Regions from separate parts of the Homo sapiens genome. Here regions 1, 3 and 4 are each linked to region 2. Evidence: chromatin contacts called from ENCODE Hi-C or POLR2A ChIA-PET data. All regions are on one chromosome and are shown on one strand. The core of a region is the stretch at or near the end of the contact, and the rest is flanking DNA. Distances in the headings are between cores, read along the strand shown.

Region 1 (2,700 bases), core at 38-2,537, 300 kb before region 2:
CTCAGCCCTTCTGTCTTCTTTTTGTTTATTTGTTTTTTAAGACAGGGTCTTGCTCTGTTGCCCAGGATAAAGTACAGTGACATGATCATGACTCACTGCAGCCTCAACTTCCAGGGCTCAAGTGATCCTCCTATCCCAGCCTCCCAAGTAGCTGGGAGCACAGGCACACACCCATGCCTGGCCATTTTATTTTATTTATTTATTTATATTTTGAGATGGAGTCTAGCTCTGTCGCCCAGGCGCCATCTTGGCTCACTGCAACCTCTGCCTCCCAGGCTCAAGCCATTCTGCCTCTGCCTTCCGAATAGCTGGGACTACAGGCGTGTACCACCACGCCCAGCTAATTTTTGTATTTTTAGTAGAGATGAGGTTTCACCATGTTGGTCAGGCGGTCTCAAACTCATGGGCTCAAGTGATCTGCCTGTCTTGGCCTTTCAAAGTGCTGGGATTACAGATGTGAGCCACCGTGCCTGGCCTGCCTGGCCACTTAAAAAAAAAAATTTAGTAGAGATAGTTGCCTAGGCTGGTCTTGAACTCCTAGGCTCAAGTGATCCTCCTTGAGGATCCCAAAGTGGAGCCACTAGTACCTAGCCTTGTTTTCTTGATTAAGTCTTGCTGTAGTCATCTGAGGATAGGGGTGTGCTTTTATTGGGAGAAGGCCACAGAGCAGTTTATGATAGTCCCTGCTGCCTGCCCCCTCTACCTGGTGCCTGCCCCTCTGGCTGCTGGCCAGGAGCTATGTCCAAAGCAGCGTGGTTCCCAGGCCTGGGGCCTCTTGGCAGTTGGCACACAAGTTAGAGGTCCTGGACCTGGTCCTTTGTTCCCAGGGAATAGCTCAGTGCCTGGCATTTTAGGCATGCCTGCCATCTGAACTGCGGCTTCTCTGGGTAGAGTTATGTGGAAGGACCAAGATCCTTCCTGGATTTCTGGGCAGGAAGAGTTTGTCAGATTGTGGGTGCTTCAGGGTGGCAGGAACCCAGGGCAAGGTGGGGAGAGGAGGATCCTGCTTTGGTCACAGCCTGATCAGCCCCAGGGCTTGCAGAAGTTGGGTGTGCAGGAGCAGCAGATGGGAACTCAGGTTCTGGAGAGGGATAGGCTGGGAAGTGGGATTCCAGAGCCTCTCCAGCTCCTCTTTCCCTGGTTTGTATTGGTTTCTGTGCCTTGCCTAAGCACCCTTTAACCTCTCCTCAAAGTGTCAAGATCCCGAAATAGCAGTATAGACTCAGACAGGAAATGAGAAGGGGGTGGGGAGCTGGAGAGCAGACAGACAGGAAACGGGAGGCCTGTTGGCCCCCAGAGAGGAAGCTAACTTCAGGCAGCTCCGGTGTCAGTCAGCTTCAGCCAGAGCCTGCTGCCTAATCTCAGCTGGGCCTGGTGTTGTAGCTCCAGAGTCTCTCTGTAGTTTGGGGTGTGGCTGGCCAACATGGCACTGGTTTTCCAGCTGTTGGGGAGAAAGGCCCCGCAGGGCAGTTTGGGAGGAGCTTTCCTATAAAGACCCCCAGAAATTCTGAAGGAGTAGAGCACTCTAGATTAGGGTTTCATCCTGAGCGTTTTATGTTTCTGCTATGGAATGAACCTGTCATATAACAGTTCCCTAGATTTGCCCTTGACTTTCATTCCAGGAATATCTCAGCCCAAAAGAACTGAAAGCAGAAGGGAAAATAATGCCCTGGGATATGGTCCTTAGGTGCTTTGTTGTCTACCTTCCTGGCTGAGGGGGACCCACGTACTCAGGTTGACTCTGAGTGGTCATAGACATCCTGGAGTTCCTTGAGTTCCTGTTCATCTCCCATGCTTTTTCTGGTTCTGCCAAACTCAACATGACTAAATACAGAACTTCTATACATCTCTGCTCACTGCTTTCTAAAACTCCTCTCCTTAAACTTAGTAGAGAGTGCTTTGCCCCAGGATGCCTCTGTTCCAGAGCTCTCCTTGACCCTTCCTGCTGGGGTCTTGACTGAGGCTTCAGTCAAGTTGGAGACTTGCTGGCTTCGGTCAAGCACAACTCTGCACACGGGCCTGTAGTAAATGCTCTTGATGCTTCCTAAATTCTTCCAACAAACACTGAGCAAGGACATGTGGAGGGATGCAGAAAATAATTGAGCCAGGGTCTGGCCCTTAAGGAGGGAGTACCTGAGAGCTTGTTTGTCTGAAGCACCTTCACGATAAAGCAAGTGGCATTAGAAGGGCCTGAACTTTCCCCATCCCTGACTTCCCTGCCTAGGGGAAGTCCATGACCGTGGATGGGTCTGTCATGGGTTTTGATCTTCAGAATTTTCTTAGCCTGGTGCTGGGTTCCAGGAGGAGGAGGTGTTGGGTCAGAGGCATGTCACCCCCCTCATCCTTGACCCACTTTTAGCAGACCCCTTCCACTGTGTTTCCTTTATCTGCAGGTGGGTGCGGGAATTTCTGAATGATGAAAACAAAGGCCTGGATGTACTGGTGGATTACCTGTCCTTTGCCCAGTGTTCTGTCATGTGAGTACCACCCCGGGGCTGAAGTTGGGGACCAGTTGGGGGAGGACATAGTTCCATTCTACTTTGATAAGGAAGGGTGAGAGTTCAACAATGAAGATGGAAATGGGAATCCTGGACAGGAAGGAGTAGCCCAAGCAGTGGTGTGGAAGTAGGCAGGCAAGCCCGGAGATGTCTGGGGATCAGTGAAGAATGGCACTTGGCTGGAGTAGAAGATAAGATGCAT
Region 2 (2,768 bases), core at 240-2,739:
TTTAAATCATTATTTTTGGACCTTTGTAAAGTAACCTAAATGCTACCATCCAAGACCTAGCTGAGAAATACAAACTGATTAATGTCCATAAATCTTAGATGAGTCAGCAAAACTTAATGCCCAACAAATAAAAGGCTTAACATGGACTACTTAGGAGCACACAATGGTCATTACAATTTCAAAATCGGCAATTTTCTATCTAGTACAATCACAAATTTGGTCTGGAAATCCAAATATTAAGGAAATGCAAACATCATAATCAATATTCCCAAATCACCTTAATTGAAACTGGAAGGTATGAGGCAGCCTATTTGAAGTTAACATCAAGAAATAATTTAAGGCAGAACCCCAACTCTCTCCCACAAACACAAAACCAGTAGCAGATGGCACAAGAACATTTCTCAGTGAGAAATTGCAATTCTAACAAAGTACAGGTAACTTAATTTTATCCATCACCTTTTGGTCAAACTGAAAACAAACAACCAAGCTTTTGGTTCTCTCCAAAACACTGAAATCTGCATTATCACTGACCTAACTTAAAGCAAGATATTTTTGGTGATCTGTCCTCTCCTGCTTCATTAACCGTAGGTAAATTAGGAACAGTAGCCTGCTAAACAGAGGGGAAGTAAATATCACAGGCATGTTTTATCAATAAAATGGACAAGCGATAATCAAATTATTTAAAGAACGGCTTGTACTCCTTAACAGAGGGACAAGCTTGAGAAAGATCCACTTTCTAAAAGAACCTAATCATTCTGGATGAATTATGAGAAAAATATCACTGTAGTCCAAAACTGACTGAATCTACCTTTCTGCTTTAATCCAAGTCCTAACCACATCTATTTTATGTCTCTGCGTCTGTTCGCCTGATTTTCCATTTCGTCTCCCCCTTCAATTCCAAGAACGCCCTTCTCTCCCTTATTTTCAAATCTCATTATTGCCCCCGAATGCTAAGGACCTCGCACAGCCACGGAGGTGACCTTACGCATCCCTACTGCATTCCTAATTCATTGTACTTCTCATCCCAAATGATCCTATTCTTTCGTTCTATCTCGCTCGTTGTTTCTTAAAATCCAATACCCCACACACGCTCACGCCAGAGTCCCCCCCACACTCCATTGTTTCCCCGGCCTATCCGTCTGGAAACTCCCCAACTCCGACGCGGGTGTTTCACCCGCCCCACAGACCCCAGGAACCTTCCACCCTCTGGGCACTTCGGGCCTCTAAGGGCTCACATCCCCCTCCTTCCCGTCCCCCCGCCCCCAACTACCCCCTCCCTCTTTTTCCTCCCTCAACCCGCTCCCCGCACCTCGGCGCCCTCTGAGCCCCCGCCAACCCCGCCACCCAGCACCCTTAGCCTCACCTAGCCCAGGCCCCCGCAATCGCCTCGTCGCCCCAGCTCCGGGCTCCGCGTCCCGGACGCTCCCGGGTCTGAGAAGAGGAAAGGAGATCCTCCACCTCCCCTTCTAGAGCCACCGCCGCCGTCGCCGCCGCGCTCCTCCCCCAGCTCTCTCAGAGCCGGACGCCGCCCCGCCCCCACCGCCGCCTCCCCACTTCTCTCCTGGGCCGGACTGCAGGATGCTGCCGGAGATCCAGCAGATCACCCCGACCCTCGCCCAGGCAGCGGCTCGCCCCGCCCCGGAGCCCTCTCGGGCGCGTGCGCGCCAGCCAGCCAGCCAGAGCTCAGGGCGCGTACTCGCGCCGGCGCGAATCCGGCGCGCCAAGCTCGAGGCTGTGGCAGCCAACGGGTGCGCGAGCGCGGCTCGAGCGGCGAGACGGCCCGCGCACCGGAGACCGAGAAGATCGGGGAGAGGCGCGGGGCGGCGAGAGGCGGGCTCCGACCAGTCGGGTTACCGCTCTTCTCGGGGCCCGGTCCCTCGCGTCTCGCACCGTCCGCAGGCTCGCGCGCCACCGGAGACTGGGAATTACCGGGGAAAGGAAGAGACTCGGGGAGAGGGTTGGGGACAAAGTAGATGGAAGGGGAAAACGGGTGGGACGCGAGCTCGCGTCCGCGTGCAGCACAGCTCGTACCCGGCGGCATCGGTTAGGGACCCGGCGCGCGCCGGGAACGGAGGGCCCGAGCTGAACTGACGGAAAGAGCCGAAACTCCCCCGGAGGTGGCCGAACGCGGGCGCCGCTAGGGGAGTCGAGCGCGGGGCTTTTGCTCAATGTCCGGGTTGGGAAGCTTTTTCTCTGGCCGCCGGGTACAGCGCCGCTCACTCTTCCGTACCGAGGACTTCACACCGCTTTCCCCTTCGCCTCCTTCCCGACCCAAGTTTTGTTCCAAAAGGCAATTTCAGAGTCGCCAACGACGGGAAACGCTGGGGCCTCCGGACCGCGCGGTCGCTCTGCCTCCTGAGAGAGCGCAGAGGCCGGTGGGGGCGCGGGAAGAATGACCTCGGGATCGTCAGTCGGGTTTCTGATCTACCCAGCTGTCAGCATAGCCCCTCTACGCGGCGGTGGTCGGTCCCGCCGCCCTTCGAATCTTTTCTGTTAAATACTCTCTTCGACGCCAGACTCCCAACCTCCCTGGTGCTGGAACTAACTAGTATTTGTGCACCCTTTCTGCATGCATAAAGCACTTACCTCAGTGTCGACTGGTCAGGGGTCTATTAAGAGGGGCCAGAGGGATTTAGACAGTCAGCATTGAAAATATTTATTAGAATCTGGGGCCGGGCGCGGTGGCTCACGTCTGTAATCCCAGCACTTCTGAGAGGCCGAGGCGGGCGGATGACTTGAGGTCAGGAGTTCGAGACCAGCCTGGCTAA
Region 3 (2,700 bases), core at 163-2,662, 280 kb before region 2:
CAGTGGCCTCTAGTCACCCCAACCTGATCCTCTGAAATGCAAAGCCCAGCAATCTCCCCAACCAGCAATTTCCCCAACTGGGTACCCCTCAAGCCTTATCTAAGCCTCCTGTTTATCTGCCTCACTGCTGGCTCCTCCCTGGCCCTACCTGTGGGGCTGCTCTTGAGGGCACTGTCCTGGCTCACCCTCCCATCCTGTTCACAGGTCTCTCTCTTCCCCCACAGGCCTCCACTGCCAGCCTATGGTTGTTCGCCACCAAGCCAGGAGTGCTGCACCGCCCAGTGGTCCCCCTCGGGCTCCAGGCCCCCACTGAGACCCTCTCGGAGGCAGAAGCACTTCACCCCTCAGAGTCCTACAAGTCCAACCAGTGGACCTGGAATTGGCCAAGGGCTCAGGAGAGGGCTGTGTTGCTCTCTCAACCATGTCCGCCCCAGCTCTTGAGGCTGGATCTTTCTACTTGTGCCACTATGGGCACTAGGTCTGTAGGTCCCTGGTGCTTCCAGTACTGCACTTTGCCCCCAAGGTCTTTGACTTCATTTCCTGAAGGGTCACCAAGGGTCAGCTCAGGGCTAGGAAAAACCATTTCCAGCCTTAGCCTAAACAGGGCACATAGATCTCTCCCACTAGAGCCCAGAGGGATGAGAGGAGAGAGCAACTGTTCTTTCTTTTTTTTTCCCTTCCTTTTTGCAGGCCCATGGTCAGCTCTGGTCTAGATGTATCTAGGCTTAGGGAGCCCTGGGACCCTGCCAGTCTCAGTTCATCTCTTACCAGGAGCAAGGCCCTCTGAAGCATGGGCCGTGCCAGCTGTGCCCTAGTGATAAGGGTAAGAGGAGAGATGTCAGGCTCACTGCCCTTATTTCTCTGCCCATTTCATTCTAGGCTCACACTGTCCTTGTCAAGGTGGGCAGAAGAGCAGAGGTCTTCTCTGCACCAACCACTCTCTGCAGATGGCTGGAGAAAGGGTGTGCCAACTCTTCACCTTCTTTCCTCAGCTACGGTTTTTTTTTTTTTTTTTTTTTTTTTGGCAGGGGACAAGGAGCATGGTGGTCTTGGCTATTTGCTTACCTTCCCGTTTCTCCTCTGCCCCTGGAAGGGAATGTGGGGGCCCACTTTTTTGTACATGTACCACCTCCCTTTCCTCTTACTGTACATAAACCTCAGACTCTCCCCCTCTCAACAAAGGCTTGATGCACCAGGCCTGACTTTGTCTCCTCTTTCTGAGCTTAGGGGGCTAGGGTGGCCATTTAGTCTGACCTGGGCTATGGGGATAGAAAAGAAATCTTTGGGGCACTGCATCTGTTTTGGAGGAGATGAGATCAGAACTCTGGGGAAAGGAGAACCGGCTAGGTGGGCTCTAGCCACACAAAGGGAAGCAGGCCTGCCATGAGACACTAGTGCCCTCTGCTGGGCATGTGTCCAGTCCCCAGCCTGCCCCAGTAGCACATGGAAAAGAGTCACTGGCCATGTTATAAATATTGTTATTTAAAAAACAAAAAACAAAACACACGTACATTAGGTCCTGGGTGGAGGAAGAAGTGGTGGAGCCTCAGGGCCAGGGCAGGCAGGAGCAGGCACTGATGCTAGAGGGTGATGACCCTGCCCTCTGCCACCCAGGCTGCGTCCAACAGCCTGTGACTCTTCCCTGGAGACCCCTTCTCTCACACTTTTATCTACTGGCATCACCCACCCCACATGGCATATACCACCCATCTCTGGTCTGGGGCTGAGGGCAAGGACTGCACTAGTCCAGGGAGTAGGGGACCCTTGAACACCAAGAGCAACCTTGAGAGGTGCCAACAATGGTGTGCTGGGGGTGGGGTTACTTTAGAAAAAGTGGACACAGACCAGACTAAGGAAGAAGTCTGAGGCAGACGGTGAGGGTGGCCCAGGAGCCATGGCCTCACACAGACCCGAGGCAGAGAACAGCTCATTGGGTCACTGGTGATCATCCAGCTGCTGTAGGAGTGTCCGCCGCCGCCTCTCCAGCTCACCCTCACTCAGCTCACTTTCTGACGTGTCCCAGCCTGTCTGTTGGAGCAAAGGCACAGTTCACCCTTAGCCTGCACTAAGGGCCGTGGAAGCTTGACCAGCGTGCTGACTGGCCTAGGGCCCCTGCCCCTCACCTTCTCCTTCTTGATTCCAAAGCCTGGGGAACGGTTAGGGAGCTCTGCCTGTTGGAGCTCCCTGTCCTTGTCCTGTTCTTGTTCTTTCTCATCGCTCTCCTTGCCAGCTTTCTCCTCAGGGTCTGTCTCACTCTCAGGACTATTCTGTAAGAGTCCAGAGCCCACCTCCTCAGTTCCTGTGGATAGCCTGGGAGGCAGGTAGAACAGAACTCACAAAATAGCAGGGGCTTAGGTAGAAGTTCCTTCACTCACCGACTTGTGTCTTCTCTTCTTAGTTTTCTTTTTTGGTTTCTTGGCTTTCCGAAGGCCATGATCTAGAGATAGAAAAATCCCTACTAAGTCCCAACAGGAGAAAGACAGGCTCTTTTTCTTTGTTCTAGCCCCTCTGTTCATTCTTCACAGGCAGGAACCTCATGCTCTGAGGAAGTCTAAGTCCAGTTTTCCTTCTCCAGCTTCTTGCTTGGGCAGGTAGAGGAAGTTCTTTCTACTTCCACAGGTGCAGCCCTCCCAATCCAGTCTACCCTCAAAGGAGCTGGGGCTTGTGGAGGGCATCCTCTCAGTCTGGGACAACAGTTCT
Region 4 (2,700 bases), core at 112-2,611, 280 kb after region 2:
GGAGGTGATACCGGGTCCTAGGTAGGTAGGGCTGATGGTGCGCACTCCTTAAAGAGGACTATTTAGCCTCTCCCCCAGTGCTTCAGCCCCACCCGATAATTTTATTTTATTTCTTATTTATAAATTGTAATATAATGATTCCCTTGCCCAGCTTGCCAAGGTGAGGGGCTGGGGCATGGCATTAACACTGTCTGACACAGCCAGCCAGTCTGACATCTGACGTTTTCCTGCAAGGTGGGCTAATAAAGGGAAGGCTTTCAGGAGCTTACTGGAAAACACTTCCATTCAGAGGGTGATTCACCTCCAGAGAGGGGGATAAAGGTGGCCAACCTGAGTTAACAGCTTACTTCCGGCTCCCCCTCCTTCCTCAGCAGGGTCTTTGGGACCCTTTTCCTCCCTTCAGAAGGGGCATCCCAACCCATAAGCAACAGAGCCCACAAGAGTCGTACCCTTTTCCAGGCTGCTGTTTCCGTCTCCCATCCAGAGAGGACCAGCATTTCGCTCCTGCGGCTGAAGGGTCCAGGGTTGTCCCAGGTGGGAAAGACTGTGCACACCTCTTCTCTGTTTATAGGGGCTCCAGCAGGGGCTCAGGCCCCTATGAGTACTGATACTCAAAGCATCTAGTCCCCTATTGTTAGCCAGTAGTCCTGGTCCCCATCCTACCTTGGTGGCAGGGCCTGGATGGGGTGGATGTTTTTTCTGATATGCCACTGGGCCAACTGATGATCCATGGGAAACCTGGGTAATAATTTGCAATCGTCGCATAGTCATGGCCTGAAAAAGGAAGGGGGGCACAGTAAGAGGCTGGAATATTTCCTTACTGAAGGGCTGCTCAGAGAGAGAGAATGGATTCAGCCTGGGTGTATGTGGGGGAAGTAGATTCCCTAAACAAGGGCATATCAGCATTACAACCCGAGCTCCCCTCCTGATCGCTGGCCCTGATTGTTGTTTCTACTGGCTTGGTCTTCAGCGCCTCCTCCTCCCTCTCCCATTATCACCAGCTCTACTTCCCTAGCCTGGGTGTTTTTGGAACCTTTAGGTTCCAACGCAGTAGACACCTGGAATCCAGGCAGGCAGGTGCCCCTGAGTTAGGAATGGAAGCTCTGGAGGAAGCTGGGCTGCTCCAGAAGGGAAGTGTCTTGGGTGGAGGTGAGGCGGGGAGGAGGAAATAGTCGGGGGTTGTTGGTACCACCCGGAGCTCGCCCTTGCCAGTAGCCGCTGTGCGCTCCCATCGCACAGGGTCCCTGCTATACACCGCCCTCTGGTGGCCTTCAAGAGAATTCTAGGCCTATGCATATGGTTCTCTGAAACGGAAGGCAAGCGGTCTCAGACATGGAAGGGTGTACTGGACCTGCGCAAAGGAGCCCGCTCCCAGGAGGGAGAGATGATGGGTGGGCCTTGTTAAGCTGCCAGCGCTGAGTCACACATATCAGGAGCTGTCAAGGAGTCCACCTGCTTCTCCTTGGGCAAGTCGTTCCAAACCATGGCACTTTTACATCACTCCTGCCTAGTTTAGCTCTGTGGTTCCTGGAAGCTGCAGATGCCCTACTAGTATACCTGTAGTAGCCCAGACTTCCTTATGTATCAAAGTTGCCGCCTCATGTCCCTCACCCTCATGACCCTTGAGTTCAATTGTCAAGGAGGTGAAAGCATAATAGGGTTCCAGGTAGTGCTTGATAAAGGCAATATTTGGAAGCAGGTCAAGTTTACCTTTGGTGTCCTTCCACCCACTGCTGCCCTCAACCCACACTGAGGCTCTGTTGCCACCTTTGTTTTTCCGGGTCTCAGAAACACATCCCAAGCTGTGGACCTTTCCTACTTTCTAAACCTGCCCTTGTCTCTTTTTATCAGATCTGGTGCCTTCCTGTCATGTCACCACAGGTGATGACTAATCCGATAAATGAATTAGTTGTCCTATGTTGATGGGCTCCTTGGTTTTACTGCCCTTCCCAGGTAATCAGGTAATGCATATATATATACATGTATTTTTTAAAGAGACAGGATCTCGCTCTGTTGCCCACGCTGGAGTGCAGTGGTGTGACCTTGGTCCCCTGTAGCTTCAACCTCCTGGGCTCAAGCAATCCTCCCACCTCAGCCTCTCAAGTAGCTGGGACTACAGGTGCATGCCGCTATGCCTGGCTAATGTTTGTATTTTCTGTAGAGACAGAGTCTTGCTACGTTGCCCAGGCTGGTCTTGAACTCCTGGGCTCCCGCCTTTGCCCCACAAAGTGCTGGAATTACAGGTGTGAGCCCCTGTGCCCAGCAGTAATACATATATCTTACAGTTTTAACCTTTAACCATAAAATCATAATGGTGATGATTCCTAGCACTGTAATAAGTTAGCTAGGGAGATATTTCAGGACAAGGAGAACTCATTGGTTTCCCTTAAACTACATCCTGTAAGTAACTTTCTAGGCTTGAGGCTTACCTCTCAACCCTCACTTCCTCCCTTTATTATCTTTATTCCTTTGAGGCCCCTCCTAACTCTCAAAAAAAAAAAAAATCCATGACTTGCCTTCAAGCGGCAATGCGCACCATCTTGGTGCAGCAGGTGGGCATATTCACTTGGCCATGCAACACCTCCCAATTGCAGCACCTTTCACCATCAACAAAATAGGCGATGATGATTTGGCTTAGAAGCCAGCTAGATCTGGGGATAATGATACCTCCGTGACAGGATGGTTGAGAAGGATTGTGCT

What was found. Hi-C counts contacts between places; a loop is a spot of excess contacts on that map. ChIA-PET counts read pairs that join two places held with the same protein, here RNA polymerase II (POLR2A). Pooled maps may share reads with other maps.
Region 1: a loop to region 2 is called in a pooled map, with 6 times the contacts of the local background. The contact joins the enhancer-like site here to the promoter of SPATS2 in region 2. A Hi-C loop is called at or near these places in 1 of 37 single-sample maps with no recorded cell type and 6 of 50 pooled maps. POLR2A ChIA-PET finds 5 or more read pairs at or near these places in 4 of 52 experiments (CD4-positive, alpha-beta T cell, CD4-positive, alpha-beta memory T cell, activated CD4-positive, alpha-beta T cell and 1 more).
Region 3: a loop to region 2 is called in a pooled map, with 2.1 times the contacts of the local background. The contact joins the enhancer-like site here to the promoter of SPATS2 in region 2. A Hi-C loop is called at or near these places in 6 of 50 pooled maps. POLR2A ChIA-PET finds 5 or more read pairs at or near these places in 6 of 52 experiments (Caco-2, GM10248, HCT116 and 3 more).
Region 4: a pooled map shows a loop between it and region 2 (2.6-fold over the local background). The contact joins the enhancer-like site here to the promoter of SPATS2 in region 2. A Hi-C loop is called at or near these places in 8 of 50 pooled maps. POLR2A ChIA-PET finds 5 or more read pairs at or near these places in 2 of 52 experiments (activated CD4-positive, alpha-beta T cell and activated CD4-positive, alpha-beta memory T cell).

The regions. Positions count from the first base shown.
Region 1 is chr12:49,661,743-49,664,442 of GRCh38, reverse strand. FMNL3 (formin like 3) reads left to right here. Exons shown (of 26, transcript NM_175736.5): 5 at 2,394-2,477. Among named protein-coding and RNA genes, the nearest start is that of PRPF40B, 40 kb to the right of the region's middle. RefSeq lists enhancers at 884-1,043, 617-1,555. Within about 2 kb of position 1,287, at least 32 of the 41 ENCODE cell types and tissues checked have a DNase peak (open chromatin) inside an H3K27ac peak, as active enhancers do; they include CD4-positive, alpha-beta T cell, where a contact is called at or near this core.
Region 2 is chr12:49,366,183-49,368,950 of GRCh38, reverse strand. It overlaps SPATS2 (spermatogenesis associated serine rich 2), which reads right to left and starts at 1,489. Exons shown (of 14, transcript NM_023071.4): 1 at 1,364-1,489. RefSeq lists silencers at 1,210-1,279, 1,310-1,359, 1,380-1,859 and an enhancer at 2,150-2,409.
Region 3 is chr12:49,643,428-49,646,127 of GRCh38, reverse strand. It overlaps PRPF40B (pre-mRNA processing factor 40B), which reads right to left. Exons shown (of 26, transcript NM_001031698.3): 24 at 2,376-2,437; 25 at 2,124-2,267; 26 at 1,463-2,028. The coding sequence ends at 1,936. FMNL3 (formin like 3) reads left to right here. Exons shown (of 26, transcript NM_175736.5): 26 at 225-2,700. The coding sequence ends at 313. Among named protein-coding and RNA genes, the nearest start is that of PRPF40B, 21 kb to the right of the region's middle. Within about 2 kb of position 1,412, at least 11 of the 41 ENCODE cell types and tissues checked have a DNase peak (open chromatin) inside an H3K27ac peak, as active enhancers do.
Region 4 is chr12:49,086,997-49,089,696 of GRCh38, reverse strand. It overlaps DHH (desert hedgehog signaling molecule), which reads left to right. Exons shown (of 3, transcript NM_021044.4): 3 at 1-2,700. Among named protein-coding and RNA genes, the nearest start is that of DHH-AS1, 3.7 kb to the left of the region's middle. RefSeq lists enhancers at 1,396-1,445, 1,486-1,555. Within about 2 kb of position 1,361, at least 2 of the 41 ENCODE cell types and tissues checked have a DNase peak (open chromatin) inside an H3K27ac peak, as active enhancers do.